Linked DNA regions of Homo sapiens: region 1 is linked to region 2. Evidence: chromatin contacts called from ENCODE Hi-C or POLR2A ChIA-PET data. All regions are on one chromosome and are shown on one strand. Each heading gives the region's core, a stretch centred on a gene start or an enhancer-like site at or near the end of the contact. The rest is flanking DNA. Distances are from core to core; before and after follow the strand shown.

Region 1 (4,662 bases), core at 344-2,843, 56 kb before region 2:
CGTGGGGAAAATGTGGCTAGTTAAACCTGCAGGTTAAATCTTATTTCCTGAAGACATTTTGTTTCACGTTTGTTCAATTTTTAAAGGCATATTACTGTTGACTCACTTGGTCCACAGCTGTATAAACCTGGTAGAATCAGTATGGCATAATATTCATTTTCTCATTCAGATGTTTATCTACTATAGTCCTTCCATATTGGGATAGGGCCAAAGAGATATGGAAGTTCAGTTTTGAAAAAGCACTTGAGTGACTGTGTATCTAGAGCCTCATTTTCACGGTCAGCTTCTGGCTCATCCCCCAATGCGATTGTTTTGTGTAGTTTTCTCACATTTCCGAGGATTCCTTTTCTCCGATTACATTCATTTAACTAAGCCAGTGCTTGGCAGGAGCATACTTTAATCTGGTTTTTACCAGTTTTCCAGGCAACGTCATTCATTAGGCATTCACCATTAGCCTGATATGCTAGTGCCATCAGGAACCAAAATGGAGAGGAAAGTAGTTTAAAATCAACTCATTAAAAACTCATCTCGTTCATGAAGTCTCATGACATTGCCAGCTACTAACTGTCCCTTATAACTCATTGTCTAACTGTCAGATCATAGCTATCATTTGGGGTACTCTCCTGAAAAGACAAGTTGTTATACCCGTCCAGTGGACAATATTGTTTCAGTGAGTGTGAAATGGAACCTAGGAAGTTATGCTTAAAGGAAACCCCAGGCCGGGCGCGGGGGCTCATGCCTGTAATCTCAGCACTTTGTGAGGCTGAGGTGGGCGGATCATCTGAGGTCAGGAGTTCAAGACCAGCCTGACCAAGATATCGAAACCCCGACTCTACTAAAAATACAAAATTAGCTGGGCATGGTGGCACATGCCTGTAATCCCAGCTACTCGGGAGGCTGAGGCAGGAGAATCGCTTGAACCCAGGAGGCAGAGGTTGCAATGAGCTGAGATCATGCCTTTGCACTCCAGCCTGGACAACAAAGAGCAAAACTCTGTCTCAAAAAAAAAAAAAAATTAAACACATGTTTTAAACATCCCTACTTGGGTCTTATGATCAGGCAAACTTAGGAAACTCTTAATTATCGCTTCACATCTTCTGCCTGGAAGATCTGATGATTTAATTACATCTTAAATCTTATGGTTCAAGTGTACTTTCTGGAGAGATTTCAAAGAAATAAGAAGGACAGTTTGATTTTTTAAAAGGTGGTCATAGGGACTGTATTGTGAAAAGATAATTAAGGAGAGAGACAGGAGAAGTGCTTCACTGAAGAAAAAGGGACAGAGTGGGGATTAGTGCAGAGATGGAGCACTCTAACAGTCTAGGCAGCAGGATAATGACCTCCTTATTGGTCTTCCCGCCTCAGCCTCTGTAGCCTCAATTCTCTCACAGGTGTCACAATCATCTTCCTCAGGCCTCTCTTTGATTGCATTATTTCCCCTTTCTGAGTCCTGTGCCAATGCCCAATTACCTCTCAATCCAAATTAACACTCTTAATCACAGGCATCAAGGCCCTCCACCCACTAGTTTCCTGGAATGAATGGCCAGCCTCCTCCCAGCTCAGGCTCCTGCTCCGGCCCCCAAGCTCTGTTTGCCAGCACTTGAGTGAGACTTGTCAGCTTGCTCCTGGCAGAGCACCACCTCGGCCTCAGACAGCTTCCCCTTCCTTTAGAGGAATTTGTGTGCTTTTCTTTTATTAAAATATTGCTCAAAAGTAACTTTTTCAGTGCTAGAGTTTCCCTTTTCTTGTTTATCGACCAAGACAGCCTTAAAGTTCCCCTCAGCTTTGCTACATTTTAGACTTTCAAGAAGAGTTATTGTCTTCTTGACAATTGTCTCTGTCCCCTATTAAAATAGCTTGAATAAAGTCTTCCTTGCTCATTTAACTTTGTCCAGAGCAATTTTTTCTTGACATTACTTGGCATCCTAGAGATATAACTGGTTGTGTTAATATACTACCAACACATTTCAGAAAAGAGAATATATGTTTGAATATATTTTATTGTATCTTTAAAGTGTAAGACTCTTGAGGTTGGTAACCAGCTTGCTCAGTACTAAACTCTTCTGAACAGGAATTCTTGTTAAACCAGTTTAATGAAATCTCCATATGTGATTGAGCTGTCATTCCATGGAAATAAGTTTTCAAAAATTCTGAAGACATATTAGAACATTTTTTTCAATAATAATTTTTTTAAAAGCAGCTTTTTTTTTTAAAGCTCTGGGAAAGGATTCCTAGGTCAGAAAATGCAGCATTTTCTTCCAGATTTATACATTGCTGTGATTTAAAAGGTAGAATAATTTGTTCCATATGTGTTTTGGTGCAGAGCTGGTGCCCAATTAAATGGAACCCAGGTCCAAAGTTCCAGCTGAATGGAGCTCCAGTCCTGTTAATAGAATTTAAAAGAAATAGAACGAATTAAAAAAAAGACAAAGACAAGAAAAAAGCCTATAAAAATATGCATGAACCTTTTATATCCAACATATACATGTACATTATAATTGTTGGGTTATATTGTTTTTACTGATTTGTCAAAAGAAAAAAAAGTGCTTTGTTGTCACATAGTTTCTTCAAACAAACTTGGGGGAGTGTGATACATTGAGTGTGAAAATATACCTGCTAATAGGAGTTTGTATGTTTGGTAAGATTGTCTTAAGTTTAAACAATTTTTGTTTTATACCTTATCAACATAGTTTTTCTATTGTGTGTGGAAGAAGATCAATTGTTGAATAATTTAAATAAGAACAATGAAGATTTATAGCTTTTGTTTCTGATATTCAATTCCACCTATATTAGCCTTGTTTTCTCCCAGCCAAGGCAAAGTTGCTTATTTATTATTGAGTTGTGAATGAGGGCTCGTATGTTTGTGGGAGGCACAGGTTTTTCTTGGCAATACTGAGTTGCCTTGGGAATCACAACTGCTCTCTATAGCCAGAGGCTGGAAGAAATGTATTTGCTGAGGACTCCAAAGGAATCCCTGCCCTTTCTTGGGAATGTGGATTCAAACTCCATAAAAAGTACAATGAATTAATTTCCTTTTAACTTGAGAGCTTTTAAAAAGTATTGTTTAATTTTTGGACACACCACTTCTGGGTTTTCGTAGATATTATTTCAGACTAGGTATTGAATTGAAATGAAAAGATTGTCACTTGAGTGAAAGAGCTGTGAGATATTGATATAGAATTGGTTAGTTAATAGTTAGGATTTTGCTAAATCTTCAGACCCTGTTCTTAAGCTAAAGAAAAAATACTGTAGATTACAAAGAAGCTGTTGATGACCCTTAATATTTATTTGCATGTGGATATGAGAATATACATTTGAGAACCACTAAAACTAGAAAGTGCAGATGACAAATTTGAACCAATCTGCTAAATTGCTTGCATCAAGCCAACATTATATAATTTTCTGTTATGTAAAACCATCCCTTATAATTTATAGATACTGTTCTATGGCCATGTTTATTAGACCTTTTTAAAAATCAAATGATTTCTGGTTAAAACTATTTCTGTTCTTTCCATTTTCTACCTAGACATGCAGATGGAATATTGATTTTGTGGAGGCATTGGTTAAAATAAAAACTTTAGACAAATTGAATCTAACAGTTTAAGCAAGGAAAAGGAAACAGTTTATGATTTGGGCTGCCCTGAGAATTAAAACAGATTTGGAGAGACTCCAGGGCTGTGGCATGGTCAGATAAGATTTATGGACAGAAAAAGGAGAGTGATGTACAGAAAACAGAAGTGAGGTACAGAAACGCTGGATTGGTTACAGCTCTGGGTTTGCCTTATTTGAACAAGGTTTGCATGGTTGGCTGCCTGTGAGGGGTTCAATACAACTTCTGTGATTGGCTGAGACTCAGCTATTGTTACAAAAGCATACTCTGAAGTTAGGTTTCCAGTTCATCTATGTACTAACGTAGGTTGTAGTTCATATGTTAAGAACTCAAGTATGTGAGTATGGAGGCTTTCTCGGGCAAAATTTTAGTTTGATTTAACACATTTTATGTTTTAAAGTTTAGTAAGAATCATTCTAACAGTGACCTGAGCAATTCATGAATGAACTTAATGTCAAATATGGCAATAGATAACATTTGGACTTTTAAAGTTTCCCCCTCCTTTTAGGTTAAAAGACTATATGAGCAGTTAGACTTTTGCAGAGCCCACTTTTTAATTCAGATCTTTTAGGCGTGAAGAGTTGAGCTGTAGGAGTGATGTTCTAAGTTGTTAATGATCTAACCTGCCTCCTGCCGTCCACCCCTTCTCCTGCTGTGTCAACTCTCTTAATTCCTTTGTCTCTTTTCCCTTCTCTAACCATTCTCTATTGAGTCCACCCCAGCCTGACCACTTCAGGTGTGTTTCTGAGCAGTCTCTAAGTTGATCTTGTCTGTGAGATGAAGTGTCAGGGTTTAAACTGATTCTGTAAGAAAGGTAATATTTTAATTTTAATGGAAAAGACCAGGTTGTTCATATGGGGATGCAGTCATAAAACGAACCTTATCTCTGGGAATTAATGTGAGTCACACATGAATCCTATGCCCACTGCCCCCATTCCTTGCCCATTCTGTGCCTTCTATAGCATTCCAGTTCACTAAATAACTCATAAACCCATCTAGTAATTAACTTAAAGGAATATAATTTGAAGAAACTCTGAGAAAATGCTATATAG
Region 2 (5,054 bases), core at 793-3,292:
TAAATTCATATAGAACCAAAAAAAGAGCCAGAATAGCCAAGGCAAATGTCCAGAATGGCAACTAATAAAAAAGAACAAATCAGAGGCATCACGCTACCTGACTTCAATCTGTACTACAGGGCTACGGTAACTAAAGCTGCATGGTACAGGTACAAACACAGACACACAGACCAATGGAACAGAATAGAAAGCATAGAAATAAGTCGGCAATGGACATAGATTTCATGACAAAGACGCCAAAACAATTGCAACAAAAGCAAAAATTGATAAATGGGATCTAGTTAAACTAAAGAGCTTCTGCACAGCAAAAGAAACTATCAACTGAGTAAACAGTCAATCTACAGAGTGGAAGAAAATATCTGCAAACTACGCATCTGACAAGTCTAATGTCCAGCATCAATAGGGAAATTAAATTTACAAGAAAAAAATCAACCCCATTAGAAAGCGGGCAAAGAACAAGAACAGACACTTTTCAAAAGAAGACACAGAAGGCTAACAAGCATATGAAAAAAGCTCAATATCACTGATCATTAGAGAAATGCAAATCAAAACAACGATGAGATAGAATCTCACACCAGTCAGAATGGCTATTATCAAAAATAAAAAATAACAGATGCTGGAGAGGTTGTCGAGAAAAGGGAATGCTTATACACTGTTGGTGGGAGTGTAAATTAGTTCAACCATTATGGAAAGCAGTTGGCAATTCCTTGAAAAGCTGAAAACAGAACTACCAATTGATCCAGCTATCCCATTACTGGGAATATATCCAAAGGAATAGAAATCATTCTGTCATAAAGATCCACATGCATAAGTATGTTCATTGCAGCACTATTCACAATAGCAAAGACATGGAATCAACCTAAATGCCCATCACTGGTAGACTGGATAAAGAAAATGTTGTACATATACACCATGGAATACTCTGAAGCCATAAAAATGAAGGAGATCATGTCCTCTGCAGGGACATAAATGGAGCTGGAAGCCATTATCCTTAGCAAACTAATGTGGGAACAAAAACCAAATATCACATGTTCTCACTTATAAGTGGCAGCTAAATGATGAGAACCCATGGACACAAAGAATGGAACAAGAGACACTGGGACATACCAGAGGGTGCAGGATCAGAGGAGTGAGATGAACAGAAAAAAGATTACTATTGGGTAGTAGGCTTAGTACCTGGGTAATGAAATAATCTGTACAACAAACTCCCATGGCACAATTTTCCCCATATAACAAACCTGCACATGGACTCTGAACCTAAAATAAAAGCGTTTAAAAATTTTAAAAAAGGAAATAATATAGTCAGAAAAGACCATGTATTATACTAGTCTATTTATGTGAAACGTCCAGAGGGGCAACTTTTTAGAGACAGAAAGTAGATGAGTGATTGTTTACAGTGGAGGCAGGGGAGGTTGTTGATTGTTGTGAGGCAATTGTGGAGTGATAGCTAAAGGGTACAAGGTTTTCTTTTCGGGTAATTAGAATTTGCTGAAACTGATTGTGGTAACAGTTGCACAATTCTGTGAATATACTAAAACAATTGAATTGTACACATTAAATGGCTACATTTTATGGTATATGAACTTTATCACAATAAAACTGTTACGAAAAAAGTTTCCAATGTAACAAAATGATAATCAGCCTTCAGCTGAAATTCTATCAACTTCAAACAATATTTTATTCAACAAACTTAGATTTAGACAGTTTTAAAAAATACCTTGTACAAAGATTGTGTGTGCAAATAGTAGTTTGGTGAGAACAAATGCTATTCTCAAATTGCCTATTTAGGTGCCAGGGAATTTGACCAAAAAAATCACAACTCCAGAATTACACTGATAAACAGCAGACTTTCACATGAATGCCTTCTGCCCCTTCTAAGTTTTTTTTTTTGTTTCATTGTGAAAGGCCTAACTGTCTGGAATTTCACTTATGGTGTGACGCAAATAGGATTTCTTAAAGACAGGAAGGTTCAATAGCAGAAAGATGATTAGTCAGTGGAGAGGAATTTCTAACATCCTGGTTGACTTTTAGCAGAGTCTACTCACTTTCTTTTCTCTTTCAGTGTTACTATGGGGATCATGGAACTATAACCACATGTGATTTAGACAGGAAGTGTCTTAAACTTTATTAGAAACAAAAGAGCAGAGGGCAGCAGCACCAAGTGGTGAGCAGGACTGGACCCCAGAGCCGGAGGTCCATTCTTGGCCCTGTCAAGGGTCACTGGGTGAGGCTGGTGACTTGTTTATGTCTCTCAGGCTGACTTTCCTGTTTGTTATACATTTTCAGAGCAGATCCTGGGAAAATATGTATCAGCTTATTGACTTTAAGTGTTTTTAGAAAACTCTCTACAATAGAGTTCTCACTTTAATTAAAAAAATTAAAAACAACACTATAGTATGACACTCCATTATCAAGTAAGTTTAAATAGGGGAGATAGAAAAACATTGTTACTGGCTACATCTGAACGGTCTAGAGGTAAATAGTTATTCTAAAAATAAATGTATTTTAGGTGTAATCTTTTATGTTGTTTAAGGAGATTATACTAGGGACTGATGAGAAAATTTCTGAATAGTTACCTGTAGATCCCACTTCATGTGAAATTGAATACTTTGGTCCATATGACAAACTAATGGCTGAGGGAAATGCCATTACGAAAAACCGTGTATGTGCACATTCACATGTGTGTATGCATGTTTGTAATGTGCTCATAACTTAGACATAGTATTTGTAAGAATTCAGCTATTGCAACAGGACAAGAGACACAATTAGCAACATTATCCAGTAGTCTAAGTGTCTTTTGTATAAGCTATTCAGAATTTTAAATGTTAAGGTAATTTAAAAAATAAGATGTCTAGTTTGCTAGTAAACTTAGCATTCATGTTGGCCATTTGTGAAACATTATTTTAAGTGATTATTTAAATCCTTTAAATTGTAATGTATGATTGTCTAGACTTCACCCTTGTAAGACCGGGTATGACGCTGTTAGACAGTGGCATTCTGAGATATTCCTTCTGAGTACAGAGTGAATACTTTCTGACAAAATGGATTTAAAATATTCCTTACACTGGTACAACTCAAAGAAGAGCTCAGATTCAACAAGAAGCAGGAAACCTTGGTTCCTCATTCCCACTCCATCTGTCTTCCTCACATCCAGTCATTTTTCCTCATACAGGAAAAATGTGTGTGACACAGATTCCATGTGTGTATTTTGTGAATATATACAGAGCATTAATGATGGAGAGTAAGAGAGCTGCAGCATCATACTGACTGTTCTTGGGTTAGGGGAAAAGAAGCTGAACTCATGTTACAGGTTGGTCATAGGATCCGAGTCCAGCTCAGCTCAACTGTGACTCACAGAGAGGAGTCTGTTCCATCAGCTCCATGCTGAAAGAGGCAGTCACAGTCAGTGGTAAGCTGGTTCAGCAGAGCCAATGTCCCTTATGGTTCATTGTCTATAAAGTCCCTGTTAGAGGATTCCTATTCTAGCAAGTGGAGTTAGCAATATCACAGCAAATTCTTACCCTGCCTTCAAAAATTCTAAGTCTGTGAGCACAGATGTTGTGTAGAACTTTTATCGAATTAGGAATTGTAGCATTTATTATTATATATATTTTTGAGACAGAGTCTCACTCTGTCACCCAGGCTGGAGTGCAACTGCACGATCTCAGGTTACTGCAACCTCCGCCTCCTGGATTCAAGTGATGCTCTTTCCTCAGCCTCCCCAGTAGCTGGGGTTACAGGCATAAGCCACTATGCCTGGCTCATTTTTCTATTTTTAGTAGAGACGGGGTTTCACCACATTGGCCAGGCTGGTTTGGAACTCCTGACCTCAAGTGATCTGCCTGCCTCAGCCTCCCAAAGTGCTGGGATTACAGGCATGAGCTACCATGCCTGGCCTGTAGAATATATCATAAAATGTTAAATGAGGAGGGGTGGAAGGTGTATTCTGAAAAGTCTGACATTTCCTAGGAAAATATGTATTTTTCATGTTAAATCCCATATTACTCCATACTATCTGGACTAATTATATCAGGAATGCTCTATTTGTTTAGGTAAATTCAAGACAGAATGGTTGATTAATTCCAAGGGCTAAGTAGCATAAATAAACCAATTTAGGAGCCAACTGGAAATGATGTTGGGGCAAGAACTATACCTGCATTTAAGGTGAACTAATGTAAATTGATGTGCTTTGGAACTTGTAGCACATTTGCTTAAGGTAACATATTATTATAATAATTGAAGAATATTATGGTTTTTAACATTACTAACTCTGCATGATTTAATTTTAGATGCATGCCAGTAAGAATTATGATTAAACACCTGTTTTCATGACATGCAGCCTTTCCTAAAAATTATGCACATTTGTTTTGCCAGGGAACTTTCTTTAAGTGTATAGAAAAACTTTTTTTCTTTTTGGTATCCTCTCAAATGTCAATAAAGATGCCCAAATAAATAAGTCCTGAGTCAATGTAATCAATTAACAATTTTTATAGTTTATTGCCTATGAACCAGGGATTTAAATCCTGCTCTCTCTTTTCCATCACTAAAATTCTGGGAAACAAATACTACAGAAACATCTTTTATTGATTGATTGATTGATTGTCCTTGGACAGGTCTGAAACCAATAACAAACCTACACAAATGGGGCAGTCCAGAAAGGGATAAGGCAGTATGCTAATCACTTTGCATCCACTATCTCACTGGATCTCTACAAGACCCTGAAAGATAAATAGCAACGACTATTAACTGGTGAGAAAGATTAGCTCTCTAAATGATCTGCCCTGGTTTCAAGTAGCTACTCGCAACTCTACCTGCCTCCAACTGAATGACATCCTTTCTTTTCTCTGGGTTTCTGCCTCTATAAGAATACTCTTGGCTAAAATATCACCTTACAGTCTTACATGAGAGGAGGAGGGATGGGAAGGGGAGAGTAGAGATGCTCTGGCTTCAAGCTTCTGCTCCAAGAATTCTCCCTTTTGGAGACAGCCTCATATTGCCTTTGCTCCTTCTCGAATGATGGGCCTTATTCTTCATGTGTGAGTCCTAAACGAGAG

Evidence for each region. A loop is a pair of places that touch in the nucleus more often than their neighbours do. ChIA-PET counts read pairs that join two places held with the same protein, here RNA polymerase II (POLR2A).
Region 1: a map of PC-3 shows a loop between it and region 2 (2.4-fold over the local background). The contact joins two enhancer-like sites. A Hi-C loop is called at or near these places in 1 of 168 maps with a recorded cell type or tissue (PC-3) and 1 of 37 single-sample maps with no recorded cell type. POLR2A ChIA-PET finds 5 or more read pairs at or near these places in 1 of 52 experiments (MCF 10A).

Annotation. Positions count from the first base shown.
Region 1 is chr7:94,236,778-94,241,439 of GRCh38, reverse strand. No RefSeq gene overlaps it. Among named protein-coding and RNA genes, the nearest start is that of COL1A2-AS1, 150 kb to the left of the region's middle. Within about 2 kb of position 1,593, at least 2 of the 41 ENCODE cell types and tissues checked have a DNase peak (open chromatin) inside an H3K27ac peak, as active enhancers do.
Region 2 is chr7:94,180,524-94,185,577 of GRCh38, reverse strand. No RefSeq gene overlaps it. Among named protein-coding and RNA genes, the nearest start is that of BET1, 180 kb to the right of the region's middle. Within about 2 kb of position 2,042, at least 10 of the 41 ENCODE cell types and tissues checked have a DNase peak (open chromatin) inside an H3K27ac peak, as active enhancers do.